Regions from separate parts of the Mus musculus genome. Here region 2 is linked to region 1. Evidence: chromatin loops called from intact Hi-C (ENCODE). Cell type or tissue: gastrocnemius. All regions are shown on one strand. Each heading gives the region's core, and the rest is flanking DNA. Links, peaks and the distances in the headings are about the cores only. Region 1 has its middle 53 kb from the start of 1500009L16Rik. Region 2 overlaps Appl2 (adaptor protein, phosphotyrosine interaction, PH domain and leucine zipper containing 2).

Region 1 (9,352 bases), core at 782-8,781:
GCTGCCGACTGTAAGTCATCAATAAATTCCTTTATTATCTAGAGACTATCCATAAGTTCTGTGACTCTAGAGAACCCTGACTAATACAGAAGTTGTATTGGTTCCCTGAACTGTAGAGTGAGGGCTATTATGGTTGGAAAGGCCAAATGGAAGCCTTTAGAGTTGCCTCTGCCAAAGAAAATAGTGAATCAAAAACAGTATCGTATTCCTGGAGGAATTGCAGAAATTACTGCCACTATCAAGGACTTGAAAGATGCAGGGGTGGTGGTTCCCACCACATCTCCATTTAACTCTCCTATCTGGCCAGTGCAGAAAACAGATGGATCATGGAGAATGACAGTTGATTACCGAAAACTAAATCAGGTAGTAACTCCAATTGCAGCTGCTGTACCAGATGTAGTTTCCTTACTTGAGCAAATTAACACATCTCCTGGCACCTGGTATGCGGCTATTGATCTGGCAAATGCCTTCTTCTCAGTACCTGTCCATAAGGACCACCAGAAGCAATTTGCTTTCAGTTGGCAAGGCCAACAGTATACCTTCACAGTTTTGCCTCAAGGATATATTAACTCTCCTGCCCTGTGTCATAATTTAGTTAGAAGGGATCTTGATCGTTTGGATCTTCCACAAAATATCACATTGGTGCACTATATTGATGACATTATGCTGATTGGACCAAGTGAGCAGGAAGTAGCAACCACTTTGGACTCATTGGTAACACATATGCGTATCAGAGGATGGGAAATAAATCCAACCAAAATTCAAGGACCATCTACCTCAGTGAAATTCTTAGGAGTCCAGTGGTGTGGAGCATGCAGAGATATTCCTTCTAAGGTGAAAGATAAGTTATTGCACCTGGCCCCTCCTACAACCAAGAAAGAAGCACAACGTTTAGTGGGTCTATTTGGATTCTGGAGACAACACATCCCTCACTTGGGTGTGTTACTTAGGCCTATTTACCAAGTGACTCGGAAAGCTGCTAGCTTTGTGTGGGGCCTGGAACAGGAGAAGGCCCTTCAACAGGTCCAGGCTGCTGTGCAGGCTGCTCTACCACTTGGACCATATGACCCAGCAGATCCGATGGTACTTGAGGTGTCTGTGGCTGATAGAGATGCTGTTTGGAGCCTCTGGCAGGCCCCTGTAGGTGAATCACAGAAAAGGCCTTTGGGATTTTGGAGCAAAGCTCTACCATCATCTGCAGACAACTATTCTCCCTTTGAAAAACAGCTCTTGGCCTGCTATTGGGCCTTAGTGGAAACTGAACGTCTGACAATAGGACACCAAGTCACTATGCGACCTGAACTACCCATCATGAGCTGGGTACTATCAGACCCTGCAAGTCATAAAGTGGGACGTGCACAGCAGCAGTCTATTATCAAATGGAAGTGGTATATACGTGATCGGGCCAGAGCAGGTCCTGAAGGCACAAGCAAGTTACATGAAGAAGTTGCTCAAATGCCTATGGTTTCTACTCCTGTTACAATGCCATCTGCTGCCAAGCATGCACCTATAGCCTCATGGGGTGTTCCCTATGATCAACTGACCGAAGAGGAGAAGACTAGAGCCTGGTTTACTGATGGCTCTGCACGTTATGCAGGCACCACCCAGAAGTGGACAGCTGCAGCATTACAACCCCTTTCTGGGACAACCTTGAAAGACACAGGTGAAGGGAAATCTTCACAGTGGGCAGAACTTCGGGCAGTACACATGGTATTACAGTTTGTTTGTAAGAAGAAGTGGCCAGATGTACGATTATTCACTGACTCATGGGCTGTAGCCAATGGATTGGCTGGATGGTCAGGGACTTGGAAAGATCACAATTGGAAAATTGGTGAGAAAGACATCTGGGGAAGAAGTATGTGGATAGATCTCTCCAAATGGGCAAAGGATGTGAAGATATTTGTGTCCCATGTAAATGCTCACCAAAAGGTGACTTCAGCCGAGGAGGAGTTCAATAATCAAGTAGATAAGATGACCCGTTCTGTGGACAGTCAGCCTCTCTCCCCAGCCATCCCTGTCATTGCTCAATGGGCACATGAACAAAGTGGTCATGGTGGTCGAGATGGAGGTTATGCTTGGGCTCAGCAACACGGGCTTCCACTCACCAAAGCTGACCTGGCTACTGCTGCTGCTGATTGCCAGATCTGCCAACAGCAGAAACCAACACTGAGCCCCAGATATGGCACCATTCCTCGAGGTGACCAGCCAGCAACCTGGTGGCAGGTTGACTACATTGGACCACTTCCTTCGTGGAAAGGACAGCGTTTTGTTCTTACTGGAGTAGATACTTATTCTGGTTATGGATTTGCCTTTCCTGCACGTAATGCCTCTGCTAAAACCACCATTCACGGACTGACAGAATGCCTCATCTATCGTCATGGTATTCCACACAGTATTGCTTCTGACCAAGGAACTCATTTCACAGCCAGAGAAGTACGACAGTGGGCTCACGATCATGGAATTCACTGGTCTTACCACATTCCCCATCATCCTGAAGCAGCTGGGCTGATAGAAAGATGGAATGGCCTTTTGAAGACGCAGTTACAGCGCCAATTAGGTGGTAACAGCTTGGAAGGTTGGGGCAGAGTTCTTCAGAAGGCAGTATATGCTTTGAATCAGCGCTCGATATATGGTACAGTTTCACCCATAGCCAGGATTCATGGGTCCAGGAATCAAGGGGTGGAAAACGGAATAGTTCCACTTACTATCACTCCTAGTGACCCTCTAGGAAAATTTTTGCTTCCTGTCCCCATAACTCTAGGTTCTGCTGGCTTAGAAGTTTTGGCTCCAGAGAGGGGAGTGCTCCTACCAGGAGCTACAACAAACATTTCATTGAACTGGAAGCTCAGACTTCCCCCTGGTCATTTTGGGCTTCTAATGCCCTTAAACCAACAGGCTAAAAAAGGAATAACAGTGTTAGGAGGGGTGATAGATCCAGATTACCATGGGGAAATTGGATTACCTCTTCACAATGGTGGTAAGCAAGATTATGTCTGGAGTGCAGGAGATCCCTTAGGGCGTCTCTTAGTACTACCATGTCCTGTGATTAAAGTCAATGGGAAACTACAACAGCCTAATCCAAGCAGGATGACAAAGGACGCACACCCATCAGGAATGAAGGTATGGGTCAATCCTCCAGGAAAAGAGCCAAGACCTGCTGAGGTGCTGGCTGAAGGTGAAGGAAATACAGAATGGGTAGTAGAGGAAGGTAGTTATAAATACCAATTAAGGCCACGTAACCAGTTGCAGAAACGAGGATTATAAAGTAATATGAATGCCCATTGTAAATTTACTAATGCGTTTGCGATTGTACGAGGGATAGTTATATCATGTTAGGCGTATTTACAACCTTGTTATTGTTTCATGTGAACATGAGATATTATTTGTGTCAAGTTGACAAGGGGTGGATTGTAGTGGCTATTCCTGGTTGTCAACTTGACAATATTTGGAATGAACTACAATCCGGAATTGGAAGGCTCACCAGTGACCCTTATCTGGAGGCTTGGAGATGCTTATCTGGATCTTGGTTTGAAGATCTTGAGCCACAGTGGCTATGGATTCCAGAAGATTGAATCTCCGAGTTAAGGAACACACCTTTAATCTGGGCTATGCCTTTCATCTGGGATTAAAGGTGTGGTGGAACACACCTTTAATCTGGGCTACACCTTTTGCTGGAGACAATATAAGGACATTGGAAGAAGGGAGTCTAGCTCTTGCTCTTGCTCCTTCGCCTGCTTGCCGTGTGAGACTGAGTAACTGCTAGATCCTTGGACTTCCATTCACAGCTGCGACTGAACAATTGTAAGGAATTGGGCTGCCGACTGTAAGTTATCAATAGATTCCTTTACTAACTAGAGACTATCCGTGAGTTCTGTGACTCTAGAGAACCCTGACTAATACACCCACTTACCTTCAGTGTACAGCCCATCATTGGAGAGTGACACATAACAGCCTGCTCACACGTATCCACAGTTGAGGGCAGACAGCAATGAATGCACACAGGCCTACTTGATTGCCTTCTTCTCTTAGACGGTCCAGAACCCCCAAGTAGGAGTGTCATCACTCACAGTGGCACAGAGGTCCCCACACCAATTAACAAGACAATGCCACCACCCAACCCAATTTGGACAAGTTTTTAATTAAGAATCCTTTCCACGGGTGATCCTTGTTTGGGTCAAGTTGACAGTTAAGAAACTATCCTGGGAGAAAAGATTAACGTTGCCTCTGGGGATTTCACTCCTTCGTACTGGGGACAGAATGGGGGCGCTTACGGAGGAGAGAGATTGTGGTGAGACAAAGCCAGGGTCCCGAGTCAGCAGCTGTGTAACCTTTAAGACCCAGTCCTAAAGGCCGGCTTCCACCAGAGAAGCCCCACCCTGTACAGCCCCAATGGTTTGAATCTGAAGTGTATGCCATGGGCTCATAGTTTAAACGCTGTTCTCAGGTTTGTAGGGATATTGCACAGGGATTGGCCATTTCTCTTCCTTCCCTTCATATTCTCCAAAGGCACGGGATGGTCTACAATGAGGGAGGCTATACAACAGGCCTCTATGCTGACCCCAAGGGACAGCTCACCACAAGGCTTTCCAAGCTCAGCCGCATTCCTTTGTTCCAGTATTTTCTGAGGTCCTCCCCCCACCCCCAATCTCTTTCCCTCTCTAATGCTGCAGGCCACACCAGCACCATCTTGTACCTGGAGGGTCCCTGCTTCTCGTTCCTCAGTGAATACCACCCGTGCGCACAGTGGGCTCAGCCCAGGCAGGGTTCACCTAGTGGAGCTGCTATTGAATGTAATGCTGGCTGGCATTTCATCTGCTGGTCAGCTTTCTAGACATGTACAGATGTGATCGAATTAGATACTCACAGCAAGTGCCTCATCTTTATGGTTATAGACAACGTTGAACCAGCTTCTTTAATGATTGGTATAAAGTTTACAACAAAACTTTCAGGTTTCTGATTTTTGGTTTTAAAGACAGAATCTCACATAGTCAAAGCTGGCCTTGAACTCACTGTGTGGTGGGGGATAGACTCATTGTGCTGCCTTCATCTCTCAAGTGTTGTGATACAGCACGGACCACTGGGTTAGGTAAAGCTTTCGGACCCCTGTCCCCGTCCCTTCAACCCAAGATAGAGTTTCTCTGTGTGGCCCTAGCTGTCACGGATTTCACTCTGTAGACCAGGCTGGCCTGAAACTCAGGAATCCGCATGTCTCTACTTCCGAAGTGCTGGGATTAAAGGTGTGTGTCACCATGCCCAGGAAAACTTTCAGTTTTTAATGTAGAAAACGGACAAAAAAAAAAAAAAAAAAAAAAAAGTTGTGGCTGGTTATGCCTTTCTAATACATGCATCTCCTGCCCTCTGGTGGCCAGAGCATCTAATAGCGGCTTGATCTCTCTCCGTGTTTTGATGGGCCTATTCCTTGTTTCCATCCTAGCCCAGCAGGCTTCCCTAGCTGCTAGCTCTGAACGTTGGACACTTTATTTAGCTTTCCCCTGTCCCTGTTTCCTTATGCATAGAACGGAGTCAGTGTCTGTAACAAAGACTTTAAAAGTCTATGTCTGAAATGCTTATTACATGCAGGTTAACCAACTGGATTCCCACGACAGTCTTGGTATAGAGCCATGGTTCTCACCCTTCCTAACGCTGTGACCCTTTAAAACAGTCCCTCATGTTGTGCTGACCCCCAACCATAAAATTATTTTTTTTGTCACTTCATAACTGTAACGTTGCTGCTGTTATGAATTGTAATATAAATACCTGTGTTTTCCGATGGTCTTAGTGACCCCCGTGAAAGGGTAGTTGGACCCCCAAGAGGGTCGTAGCTCACAGGCTGAGGACGACTGTTACACAAGAACAGATATTTGCATCCTACAGTTAAGGTGAATGAGGACCCACAGACAAATAACTTGAAGGTGAGACGACTTAATACTCAGACAGTGACGAAAAGTCCCGCTACAGGGTAAGCGTCCAGTGATATCAGTACATCAATAACACACAGGACTGAGTCTGTGACAGACATGGCTGTGGAACACACGGGTCCGTTTGCATGTGTGTCGTTGCTGTTTTTAACATTCGACTGCCTCTCGCATGGATGGTGCAGTATGTAAGTGAATAGTAGCTTGCATACTTTCTAGGCATCTTTCCTGAGCCAGACCATAATTTCTCACTCCCACACAGGCGATGCCTGGGCCTTCTGATTCTCTTTTCCTAAATGTTGTGCACTGCTCCCAATTCATGTCCACACAGAACCTCTAAATGTACCCTAATTTAGAAGCTAGGGCTGTGCAGATCTCATCAGGGGGAATGAGGTTACAATGGACAAGGGCAGGTGCATCGGACCCAATGACGAGTGTTCTTGCAGGGGGAGAAAACAGATACACACGGAAGTCAGGGATTGTGGGTAATGCCAGGAGCTAAAGGGAGCAAGGAGGGTGCTTCTGCTGCAGAGTGCACAGCCACTGGGGACTTTTAGCCTCTATTTGGGGGAAATAACACACTTCTGTTATTTAAAATTTAAATGACACGTTATTTACATGTGTATGGGTGAGGGTACACAGGCAGCGGGTCATGTGTGGAGTTCAGAGGACAATTTGAAGGAGTCCATTCTCTCCCACCGGGTCCTGGGAATTGAACTCAAGTCGTGAAACTCAAGTTGTCAGGGTTGGCGGCCAACACCTCTACCCACTGAGCCATCTAGCTGGTTCCTCCTTTCATTACTTCAATTCATCCACTTTGTGGTGCCACAAAGGGATTTAAAATGTCACAAAGACCGAGGCCACCAATTCCTTACCCTGTGGAGAGATAGACACTGTAGTCACTCAGGACACATTGGTCTCTTAAAGCAGGTCCTGCACAGTCAGGATGCCACAGCAATGCTAAACACCTGCAGCTGGAGTGTTTCTTGCTCGTTACAGTTCTTGACTGCACTGGATAATGTAAAGGTTGGATAATGAGTTGATCTCCGAACTGTTCTGTGGACCAATGAAACTGTAGCAAGCAGTCTGTTGCAATAGTTTTATATATAAATTTATAAGAATGCAGAACTCTTGGATTATATTACTCTAGGCAACAGATTTGCCAACTCTCCTTGAGACGGTCATTTTTATTTTTATTCAATGTCTATTTTAAAACTTTATGTATTGGGTGTGCATGCACACACACATTTGTGTAGGTCACACACATTTGTGTAGGTTTGCACACACACACACACACCCCTGTGGAGATCAGAGGACAACTTTTAGGAACTTGCTTGCTCCTTTCACCACATGTGGGCCCTGGGGAATCAAACTTGGGTCATCAGAGTGCCTACACCATCTGAGACACCTTGCCATCCCAAAGTCTTATAACTGGAATACTTTAACTTGACCTTAAGATTGAGAGCACTTTCCAGGGCCCCATAGTGGAAACAAATGATCAGATCAACAGTCTGGAGCATTCTGTGTATGCTTACTCTCCACATGACTTGCTCACCCAGAGAAGCAGAGACTGTGCTTCCTGTGGGCAAGGCTGCCTGGGAGAAAAAAGTCAAGTTGAGCATGCCCAATGGGGAGTCCGTCTTAAAAAATCTTCCCACAGGATACAAGAGGAGTGGGAAATAAGAGTTCCTATCTGTGCTGGCTAGTTTTATTCCAACTTGACACAAGCTAACAAGAGAAACTCAAGTGAGAAAATGTTCCTGCAGATTGTTCTGTAGGCGAGCCTGTGGTGCATTTTCTAAAAGGAGGGTTAGGCAGTGCCACCCCTGGGCAGGTCGGTCCTGAGGGCAGTAAGAAAGCAGGCTGAGAAAGTACTGGGAACAAGCCATCACAGAGCGACCCTCCAGTTTCTATGCCTCAGCTACTGCTTCTTGGTTCTGTGAGACCCCGACTTAGAGCATTTGTCCCTGGGAGGTAAAGCCCCTAAAACATTCCCCCAAGCTTGTTTTCCCTGATCTCTAAAAATACAGCTAAAAAGAAACTCTTTGTTCTCTATAGCCAGCAAAAAGCTTTTTTTGTTGTTGTTGTTGTTTCAATACCTTATAATCAGAGATGCGATAATTGTAAAAAAGACCTAGCCAGGTGCTTGCCTGGCTTCCTGTGCCAAGGACACCCCTCCCCTCCCTCCGCCAGAGAAGAGCAGTAGCCAGACTCCGCCCAACTCCTCCCAACTCTCCTCCCAACTCCTCCCAATTCCTCAGCTAGCTGTTAAAAGCCTTCTACTGTTGCTGCTGGGGGTCGAACTCCCCTGCCCTGCACTGCGGAAGGAGTTCGTCCTCAGCTAGCTGATAATAAAACCTCTTGCAGTTTGCATCAGGTGTGGTTTTCTCTTGAGTCATTGGGGTGCTGGCCAGCTCACCCTGGAACTTGAACGGAAGCCCAGCTTCGGGGGTCTTAGTTCCTGCCCGGAGTTCCCTTGGTGATGGGCTGTCACCAGCAAGTATGAGATGAAATAAACCTCTTCTTTCCAGTTGCTTTTGCTCATGGTGTTTTATCACAGCAACAGAACCTCTAACTAAGATGGAGATTGGTACCAGGAAAGGGGAATTTCTGTCACAGACCTTATCATATGTTTTTGGGAGGATTCTGATGACATTTAGACTTAGGGCTGAAAAAGCTGTGTGGTTCTCAGAGCTGAGCTTGGGAGATGAGTATTTTGAGAGCAATTCATTCATGTTTGATTTAAAAGCTGTCTGTCTACATCTTCTTCAATAAATCCCCCTGAGCCAACACATTATCACTAGAGAATGGTATCATTAGTGGTGGTGGTTGTTAGGGTTGAAGCTTCCTACAGACTCTCTCTACCTCTGCGTGAGTTCCACTATGCTGTGATTGAAAAGAGAACTATTAGAATATCTGCTGCAGCCAGATGCTTCGATGGGCAAAGTCTCTTGCTGGCAAGCTTGACAACCGGAGTTCTATCCTTGGTCCTATGTGGCTGATGGAAAGTGCTGACACAGCCATGCCCTGTCTCTGACTCCACACAGGTGCACTGTGACAAACTCACATCCCCACCACCCATACAGACACAGATACATAGGTTTAATAACAAGTAAAGAAACATGACGTGAAGGCGTGGCTTGCACCTGTAATTCTAGCACTTAGAAAGCTGAGGCAGGAGGATTGCCATGAGTTTCAGGCCAGCTTGAACCTGTTGGGATTAATCAAATCAAAAAGACAAAACAAGAAACAAAACCCGACAAAGCAAAAACCAATACCATCACTACCACTGCAAAACAAAACAAAACAAAACAAAACAAAACAAAACAAAACAAAACAAAACAACAAACCAAACCAACCAGTCAGCTAGCCAGCCAACCAAGCAAGCAAACAAAACAACCCCCCAAACCAAAGGTTATTTGTGCAACTACCTAGAG
Region 2 (9,352 bases), core at 581-8,580, 160 kb before region 1:
GGACATTCCACCCAGCTCTCAAGTTTGCCTAGGTGAGAGTTCAGCTCTTCTGACATCTGAACAGACCAGGTACTCCTCTACTGAGATGGTGGGACTGGCACTAACAATCAAACCTCACTGGCATAACCTGCTATTCATTGCCAAGGTGAGGAAGGGTTAGCGCGCGCGCGTGTGTGTGTGTGTGTGTGTGTGTGTGTGTGTGTGTGTGTGTGTCACCATGTAAAGCAGGCTGGCCTCAAACTCACAGAGTTTGCCTGCCTTTGCCTCCTGAGTACTGGAATTAAAGGTGTATATCACTGTGCCCCGGCAAGGTGGAGACTGGAGTAGGAGGACAGCCACATACAGGATTCTTGGGGCAGTCTGTGGACAGACCCACTGAGGTCCTTCAGATTGTGTGGACAGAGTCGTCTCTTGAAAGACGTGTGTCCTCAGAGATATGCTCAAGTGCAGCAGTATGACACCGGGCACACTATTCCGGTTTTAAGTAGCTGCTCTGCTCTCCCCAAGCCCCATACAGATAGCCTCAAAATCCTACACCAATCAGAAACTTCCAAGACCCCAAAGAACACAGTAGAAAAATAACTGCTTCACCTGCAACTCTTCAAAGCTGGCTGGGTTTTTGTTTTGTTTTGTTTAAGTATTTTTCTAACTTGCACATGATATATCACCATGGGGTTAAGGACTAAAAAAGCCAAGCTCTTCAGGGTGGCTGAAACCATGCTGCCTTGTCCAGCCCTCAGCTGAGTTCTGAAAACATGTGAGCACGTAGGCTACCGAGTCCCCCCTGCATAACGCAAAGCTGTAGTGCCAGCACCAGACAATGCCTGAGGCCTCCTGTGGGTAGGTGGCACCTGCACACAGTGTGGCAGCACTAGATCCTCCTGCCTGGAGAACACTGCTGGTGTTCCGGGTGCTAACGTCAGGCACCTGCACACAGTGTGGCAGCACTAGATCCTCCTGCCTGGAGAACACTGCTGGTGTTCAAGTGCTAGCGTCAGGCACGGTGATGCATGCGCACCTCTAACCCCAGCACTCAGGAAGCAGAGGCAGAGCAGAGGCAGGCAGATCTTTCTGAGTTTGAGGCCACCCTAGTCCATATGGCGAGTTCCAGGCCAGTCAGGACTACAAAATGAAGCCCTGCCTAAAAAAGAAAACAGAAACTTTATACTTAGGAGATGAGAGAGAACGGGCCCTCTTACAGAATGGCAGGTTCTGTACTGTGCTCTAACATTCCCCAGGACTAACCATCTACACAGGAAGAAAGTGATGTGGATTTCACAAACTGTTCTCTGGCATCACTAAGTCTGACCTGTGTCCCTCCCTGCTGCTGGGTACTAGGCAAGTTCAGGGCTTGGTACTGGCTCTTCAGGGTTTACCTTCATGTTCCGAGCCTCTGATGGACTCGCACCTGACTAAATTCCTCCTGGCCCTTTTCAGCTATCTGGGATGTAACAGCATCAGGAACACGTCCCCATTTCCACATGAAGATTCCACAGCCATCATTTCCACTCTGTGTATTTCCCTCTTTGGGGGCAGGGTAAGAGGTTCTGAAAGGGTCTCATGTGCTCCAGGCTGGCCTTGAACTCTGGCCTTCCTGTCCCCTCCTCCTGCCATTTTTTATCTCTTAAACTATAGCACCCCCTCCCCAAACCCAACCCACACATAGTCTGCACAGATACGCAGAGTGACACATGCATGCTCTGGTGAAACTAGTCTGCAGATGTGGTCCATGAGCCACCTCACTCTTGTCACAGGGGTCAGGGAAGGGGACAGGGGCAGGAGCCAGGGCAGCCCTCCCAACCACCAAGCACAGGTAAGACCATCTGAGGAAAGTGATGGGGGTTTGAAGCATGAACTCCATGGCTGCACCACAGCTCACTGAAGTAAATGTGAAGGCTAGGGTAAACTAGTACGACAGCTAGAACGTCCTCAAAAGTTAAAGCACTTCTGGTTGCTGATCCCATAATCCCAGAGGGAAAGCTAACCTCCACCTCTCACAAGCTCAGAGCGTGTGTCACCCACACATCAACACAAGCGATTCTGACACCAGAAGTGCCTGGACTCCATGGGAAGTACAAGTTTTCATGTTGGGAGAGCCTGGCCTGCTACAGGGTAATGGGGCTCTGTTGACCTCTGAAGACAGAAGGCTCCCCCACCTCCCAGAGAGGCTGACTGACTGGGAAGACAGAAGGAACCCAGGTCTCGCCTGAGAGCAGCATTACCTCTGAACCATGTCTTTAACGGATGACAAGAAGCCGTCCATACTTTTGGAGAACATCTCTGCTCCTCTCTTGAAAAAGTTGATCTGAAAGATACAATTGCAGTACTCTGTACATCAGCTGGGAAGGCTAAGTGGCCAGTTCCCGAACTGTGAGACCTTGTGGGACAACTGAGGGTCGCCAGCGCCTCCTGCTGGTAATCAGGCAGCATCTCGCCATCGCCCACCTCCAGCACACTGGTTGAGAAGGCCCAAGTTTGTCAGTGGAGAAGGTGGAGCCTGGCAGCCTTGTGGTGGCTCCTTCAGGAGACTGAGGGATGCTCAGGCCCAGCAGCACACGGACAAGCATCTGATGAAGTACAGCATGAGATGCCTGCCCTCGCTGAGGGCTACCATCTACCTGCCTGAGCACACTCACCGGGCCCTACACCGCATACACGGACAGATGGTGAACTGAGCTGTGGCAGAGGGGAACCTGAGCTAGAGAGCCCAGTTTTAAGAGCCTCTTCCAACCACAGCACAAAGGGGATCTGGCACTAAGCAGCTGCTAAACTAGGTGAGGCAGTCTGCTCCCCAGGGTTCTGAGATGGGTGCTTTCTCTGCCTATGGGACAGTGGTACCCTGAAGACCTGGGAAGTTGGAATGAAACTGCAGGTTTGGTGCTGAAGGAAGGACTACTTGCTTCATTTCCTAGGTCTGGGTGCCAACACATGTGCCAGGCCAGGCAAGGGAAAGAGAGATGGTAAGAATGCAGCTGCCCAGCCTGCAAAGCTCAGCCTCCCTCTCTTGTGAAGACTTTCCCAGCTGTGACACAAGGCCGCAAAGACAGGAAGCAGAGTGTGGCCTGAGTGGTGTTATCAGCAGTGTCTGGATAGTCTTCCCTCTAATCTGAGAACCCAGGAATGTGTGCACCTGTCCTGAGGTCAGGGAGGGTATGGACAGCCGATGAACACGATTATCCCCACGCGGTAATACACATGTGGGAGGCTCTGGCCTGCTGACCTCTAATTCAGCTTAACATTGTAAATCCATTCCAATCCCTGCAACATCAAAAACCAAACGATACTCATCAGTTAGTTTTCATCTTTTAAATCAGCCTTCGGCATTTCTAATGGCTCAGCATCTGGGGTTTCTTGTCCTTCCCTGCTGACCTCCTTTGGAGCATTGCTTTAAGCCTTTGACTTGCTCTCCAGTTACTGTGAGCTCTCTGGAGCGACCCAATCCCAAGCACAGAATAAATGGAGGGGCTTTACAGCCCCACTGCCTAGGGCTTACCCTGAAAATACACATGAGAGGTCACTTATACACTCCAGGATTTCACAGGGCTGTTGAGATGGCTCAGAGCACCTGTCCCCACGTCTGCAGGACTCACATGATAAAAGGAACTGATTCCTGAAGTTGTCCTCTTACTTCCACATGCATGCCAGGGCATGTGCAAGCTCCCCTCTCCACATGCACGCACGCACGCACGCACGCACACACACACACACACACACACACACACACAGAGTGTGATTTTGGAAAATCCATACAACTGATAAAAACCTCCATCCTGAGGCTTCGGAACTAAAATCAATTTCAAGCCTATGTTCTAAGGACCAGAGAAGCCACAGCAGGTGCAACCCACGTCCCTAAGCAGGAGACAAAGCCTGGGCAGTCTACCAAGTGGGCCTGCCAACAGCTGGGTGCAGTGCTCTCACACCTTCAGCTAGCATAGGCGATGCCCATAGGCTGATACCTGAGGGCTGAGGCACAGCACATACTTCTGAGTCACACAACAACTCACAGCGTCACGCAACACTCAGCCAAGAGAACTCTAGCTGTGTCTCGAATGAGGAGAATTTCTAGGTGAAACACAAAACGCCTCTCCCCAGTCTTCTGCCACAGCACCCGATGGTACAGCCCCGCCCTCCCAGGCCGGGGTTGCGTGTGTGCCAGCACTGAACTCTCCTCTTCCCTCCTGGAGCCAAACTACAATCATTTAAAAAGCTTGGCTAGGAGAGCTGGTGTAGTCAGTCCTCGGCTGGGAGAAAGCACAGAACAGCTGGCCATATCCCTTGGGTACTGTGAAACTGTCCACCACCAAGCAAGCTCTGCAGACTGAGACAATATACAAATCTTCCCTCTCCATGTTCCTGGGCTTGTGAGTGAGCAGGGATTACTGCCCCAGCAAAGGCTGCCATGCAGGGACGGCACACAGGACATAATCACAGAGCAAAGAGCATAGTTCTCTAATATGGCTAGGTCAGTTGTCGGGTCCAAGGTGTAATAAAGGAGGGACAGAGAGTCAGCACGGTGCCCACTGTGTGGGAGCTAGGTGGCTCTGCCGAGGGCTGAAGGCCCAACAGGACAGTACTTAGTTTTGGATAACCCAGCTTTATTCAGATGACAGAGAGGCTAGATTGCCCTATTTGAGTTAATACCTCTGCAGGAATAAGCTGGCTTCAGTGAACTCCCCATTCAACATGTAGCAACTACATCAGGAAAACAGACAGTTGTGTCTGGCTGCTTAAAGATGCCCAGGCACACACCCCTTTCCCCTTAGTGAAGCTGATGTATTTCTTTTCAAATACATGTAATTTAAAATGCATACAGAAGCCAGAGATGCTCATGTGTGTTCAATTGGTAACAGGTCTTAGAAACATTTTGTTTCTTCTCCTCATTTTCGGTTCATAGATTATCAAATGACCTAAGATTCTGGGTGCATTTGTCTTGTACAACGTAAGGGCTGAGAGTCACGGAGGGCTAAAGCAGGGAAAACTCATGCCGGCCCCTGCCACTCGCCTGTGCCATGGCAGCTGGGTCAACATCCTTAAACTGGAGCATCTCTAAGACAAGGATCAGCAGATCACTAACTAGGAGGGAAGATGCTGACTGAGTGCCCCCTCCCCCCCACCCCCCTCCCAGGACTTCAGAAAGCACAGGTACCATTCCCCCGGCCCCGGGAGGGAGCACACGCAGTAACTTCAGGGGCATGCCGTCTGCACATGAGCCAGCCAGGGTGAGCCTGACAGTGCAGAGTAGGAAAGGAACATGCACAGCCCGGCTCCTGGGGTGAGCCTGCGGTGCCACTGTGAAGGCAATGTGGACACACCGGGCTCTGCACCAGCCATGCGGCCTGGGCAGAAAGCAGAACCAGGACTCGCTTTCTTGGAAGGCAGGCAGGCTCTTCCCTGAGGGAGGCTTGGGAGGAGGCCATAGCTTCCTGAACATATGGCCTCACAGGCCGAGCCCAGCTGGAAGCTCTGGTAACAGTTGAGCCCTAGGAACTTTCCCAGGGTATTGTGCATCTGTTGCCATGACGAGGCTTCCATTTCTCCTGATGGCTGCTTCGGGGTTTCCTCTCATCCCCTACCTGTCCGTGGGCAAAGCCTATCAAGGGTTCCATCATGGCCGCCCGCTTGCGGTACTGCAGTGCGTTGAGTGCGCAGTAGTACTGAAGGGATGAGAGGTGCTGTTTCCGCCGGGCAGCCGCCACCTCTTTCACAATTTCCGTCTTCGCCTGGGAAGAGGGAAAGGGAACCCAAGTCGCTCACAGGGTCTGGGAATTTTGCCAGAGCACAAACTTTCACACATAGTTGGTTGTTCATCATAAACATTTCCATGACCAGCAGAATGGCGCAGAGAGAAGGTTCCACCTTAACTTAAAAAGGAGCCCCAGTGAAATCACAACACGACAGCACCCCGGTCCCCGAGACTGTATGAGGCAAAGCCAATACCCTGCGAGCGGCAGTGCCCACTGATACTCTTTGGGAAAATGGTTCAGCAGCAAGTGCCCAAGCCACACACACCTGGTCCATGCAAAAGTCTATATATAGTCCCGGGCGTAGCTCAGCTCAAGGGAGTCACGAGCAGAACTAACAAGTGTGTGCATGAAGACAGACTCCGTTGCCTGGGATACTAAAACATCAGCCGGCAGCTAAACGGGAGCTCAAGAGACTGATCAGTACGGGGTCAGACAGCAGGACAGAGCACCACAGAGAAGTCAGTCAGCACACGGTCAGAATTTACAGTGGCTCCGAAACAGTGCACAGAATTGTGATGAGCTGTACACACGAGGTACAGAAGAATGTGAAGGTGCAGACTCAGGAAAGGAGCAGAGCTCCACCACACAGCAGCCATGCCACAAGCTCACAGAAGTCACAGAAGGAGCTGAGGTCCATGACGTGACTGAAGGAACACCCACCTTCTCGTTCTCCTTCTTCTTAGGGAGCCTGCTATACTTTGCCATTGACAGGTCGTGCTCTAAAAATAAAAGACATTTGAGCACCGGGAAGGGTCAAAGGGCAAGAACAATGGTTGTCTAGCCTGCCCCCACGACACTCATGCACAGCCGAAGCCCATGCACCAAGAATGAAAAAATGCCTACCGCTGCTGGCAAGTCCAAAGAGATCCTTCAAAGTGCTGACTTCTGAACAAAGGAAAAGAAAAGATGTCAGAGCAGAAGAGCTGGAGCCATGTGAAGAAGCCAGGGCACATGCTCTGTCCACAGCCCCTCGCTCCTCAGCTCCCACAAACCCTGGCCTAGTGGCTACCATCACACTTCACCCCCAAGGGTCTGTAAGGGAGATGGACTCCTGGGGATGGGTGGACAGGACATGGTCAGGTACTTATCCTGGAAGTATAAGCTATACTGGCCTATAAGCTGAAGCCCTCAAGTGTCTTAGGCCATCTTCCCGTATGTTTCCTGTTGCCACCACTGTAGAAACCTGACTTATAAATCACCAGTGGGCATGGTGCTGGTTCCAGTGAAAATGATACAAACTGGCACAGTGCACAGCCACAAGCCAACACCAATAATCATGACCCCACAGCATGGCACCTCACCCGTCATGCACAAGATGACTTAATCCCCAAACCAAACTGACAGAAAGGTCGCCAAGAGAATGACGACAGCGAGAGGAAACACTGAAGAACACAGAACATAGAAGAGACCCTGAAGGAGTGACAATTCCCACCTTCCTGACATAATCCACACAAGAGGACACTACAGCTTCTATGCTGGTCTCACTCTCCCTGGGGCTGGGCTGCTCTCCCCTTCCTTCCCACATTTCCATTCTTTCTGCTTTTACTCCAATTAGAGTAGAGCTGTCTTCCAACAGCTTGATAGTGTCCCGTGCTCTCCTCAGGTGTACTTCCACTGGGGCAAAGATGAATGAAAGGCAGTAAAGCTGGCTGTGGTGGATGCTGATGATATGAGGTGGAGGCAGGAGGATCATGAGTTCAAGGCCAGCTTAAGCCAAACATTTATGGAACTGGAGAGACAGCTCAGTGGCTCAAAGCGCTTACTGCTCTTTTAGAGGGCTCGTTCAGGCTTGGTTCCTAGCACCTAGACAGGAGGTTCACAATATCTGTAACTCCAGTTCCAGGGCATCAGGTGCCCTTTTCTGACTCTGGAGACCCCAGGCACACATATATACAATCAGGAAAAGCATCCATATATAAATTCAAACAAATTTAAAATTAAACAGGCAGTAAGGTGTATGCTAAGGCACTATGTAAGCAGACTGCAACTGGATTTACATTTGGCTGGGGCCAAATGCTTCAAGTTTCTGTCTTTGAGTCATGATAACAGGGTGATTTGATTAGGTTTTCATAGATAAGAAATGTTTGTTTTTATTACTAATTGAACATTTTTATTCTCCTTTGCAAAAGAATGGCCACTGTAAGCAACTGTAAACTCAAGATTGTAGGTCTCAGAAGTTGGTCAGGAAGGCCACTGTCACAAGGGCTGCTGGACTTGCTGAGTCTAGGCTGTGCACCCCTCCCCTCTGCTCCCAGACACACAGGACACAGACCTGCAGTCTGCCACATACATTACTTCTTTTTCCCTTTTGACTTTTTTGGGGTACGTCTCATGTAACCTAGGCTGGCCTCATGCTTGGTCTGTGGCCGAGGATGACCATGAGCGGCTCATCTTCCTGACTATGTCTCGCAGGCGCTGGGACGGCAGGTGCGCACCATCAAACCAGTTCATTACTTTGTACTTTTTAGTTATGAAATATTAGGATTGTCAAAGGGGCACTGGGCGGGGCTTAAAGCAGTGCAATCATTGTCACAACCTCAGGTGACACAAGGAGAGCCAGCGGGAATTCCATTTTTAGTATTTGCCCATACATTTACTATAGCTTCTCTACCTAGAAGAGAACGTAAGATTACATATATTTTAAATTAAGGTTATTATCTTTTATGAACATGTCTGTGTACCATGTGCATGCCTGGTGCCCATGGAGGCCAGAAGGCAGTGTCGGATCTCGGGAACTAGAGTCACAGACAGTTGTAGGCCACCATTTGGGTCCTGGGAACCAACTGGGTCTTTTGCAAAAGCAGCCAGTGTACTTAACCACTGAGCCATTTCTTCAGCCTAATAGTATGTGTGTATGTGTATTTTAAATTAAGGTTGTACTTTTTGGTTTTGTTTGCTTTTAGTCAGTTTTCTCAAATACAATTTTTTGTGTGTTTGTATGTTTTTCTTTTTTCTAATATGGAATGTTTCACAAATTCTCATGTCTTTGCACAGGGGTCATGCTAATCTCTATTGTTTCAATAACCATACACAATTCTTTACTGTCTAAGTAATAAATGAAATTAGAGCATTTTGATTCACTATTACCAATTTTTCTCCAGACAATGAATTTTTACTCTTCATTTGGACTACTTCTGATTTCAAATACATCTAAACTTATGGTACAGTTCTCCTTCAGTTTAAGAACTGAATCCACTCAGAAGGCTACTCAGGAGGGAGGGGACCACTTATTAGACTTCCTCACTCAGCACTAAGCATGGGCTTCACAGGACTGTGCTCACAGGTGTACCCCAGGCGCCCAGTGCTCGCGTCTGCCCTGCCCTCAGCCTCCACAGGGAGCGCCTGGCACCGCCCATCCTCCTCTCTCCAAGCTTCCACCTCACAGTCCCCGTGCCCATCCTTCTCAGGAACAGCTGCCCCCACCCTGGCATCCCTAGCCACCTGCCAACATCTACAGTGCACTCAGACTCCAGCTCAGACCACCCACACCCAGGAGGCCTCTGGAGTGCTTTCTCCAGCCCGTGGCCATCCCTTCTGCAGCATGATTTTGTTTGATCTGTTTGATCTGTTTTGTTTGCCCGTGGCCTCCCTCTGTTGAACCAGGAACG

The links. A loop is a pair of places that touch in the nucleus more often than their neighbours do. Peaks named below come from ENCODE experiments on the same cell type or tissue, not always from the same donor. Only the 100,000 strongest peaks of a DNase experiment are listed, where the experiment ranks them.
Region 2: a loop joins it to region 1, with 3 times the contacts of the local background. A loop is called at or near these places in 4 of 42 quality-filtered maps.

The regions. Positions count from the first base shown.
Region 1 is chr10:83,771,296-83,780,647 of GRCm38, forward strand. No RefSeq gene overlaps it. Among named protein-coding and RNA genes, the nearest start is that of 1500009L16Rik, 53 kb to the left of the region's middle. In gastrocnemius, for the core only: a CTCF peak has its summit at 5,377 (motif pointing left); a DNase peak (open chromatin) is centred at 5,370.
Region 2 is chr10:83,615,125-83,624,476 of GRCm38, forward strand. It overlaps Appl2 (adaptor protein, phosphotyrosine interaction, PH domain and leucine zipper containing 2), which reads right to left. Exons shown (of 21, transcript NM_145220.2): 6 at 6,588-6,629; 7 at 6,405-6,463; 8 at 5,574-5,720; 9 at 2,223-2,305. Among named protein-coding and RNA genes, the nearest start is that of Appl2, 29 kb to the right of the region's middle. In gastrocnemius, for the core only: a CTCF peak has its summit at 2,420 (motif pointing left); DNase peaks (open chromatin) are centred at 2,445, 3,917, 4,114 and 5,427; H3K4me3 peaks cover 247 bases; H3K27ac peaks cover 849 bases.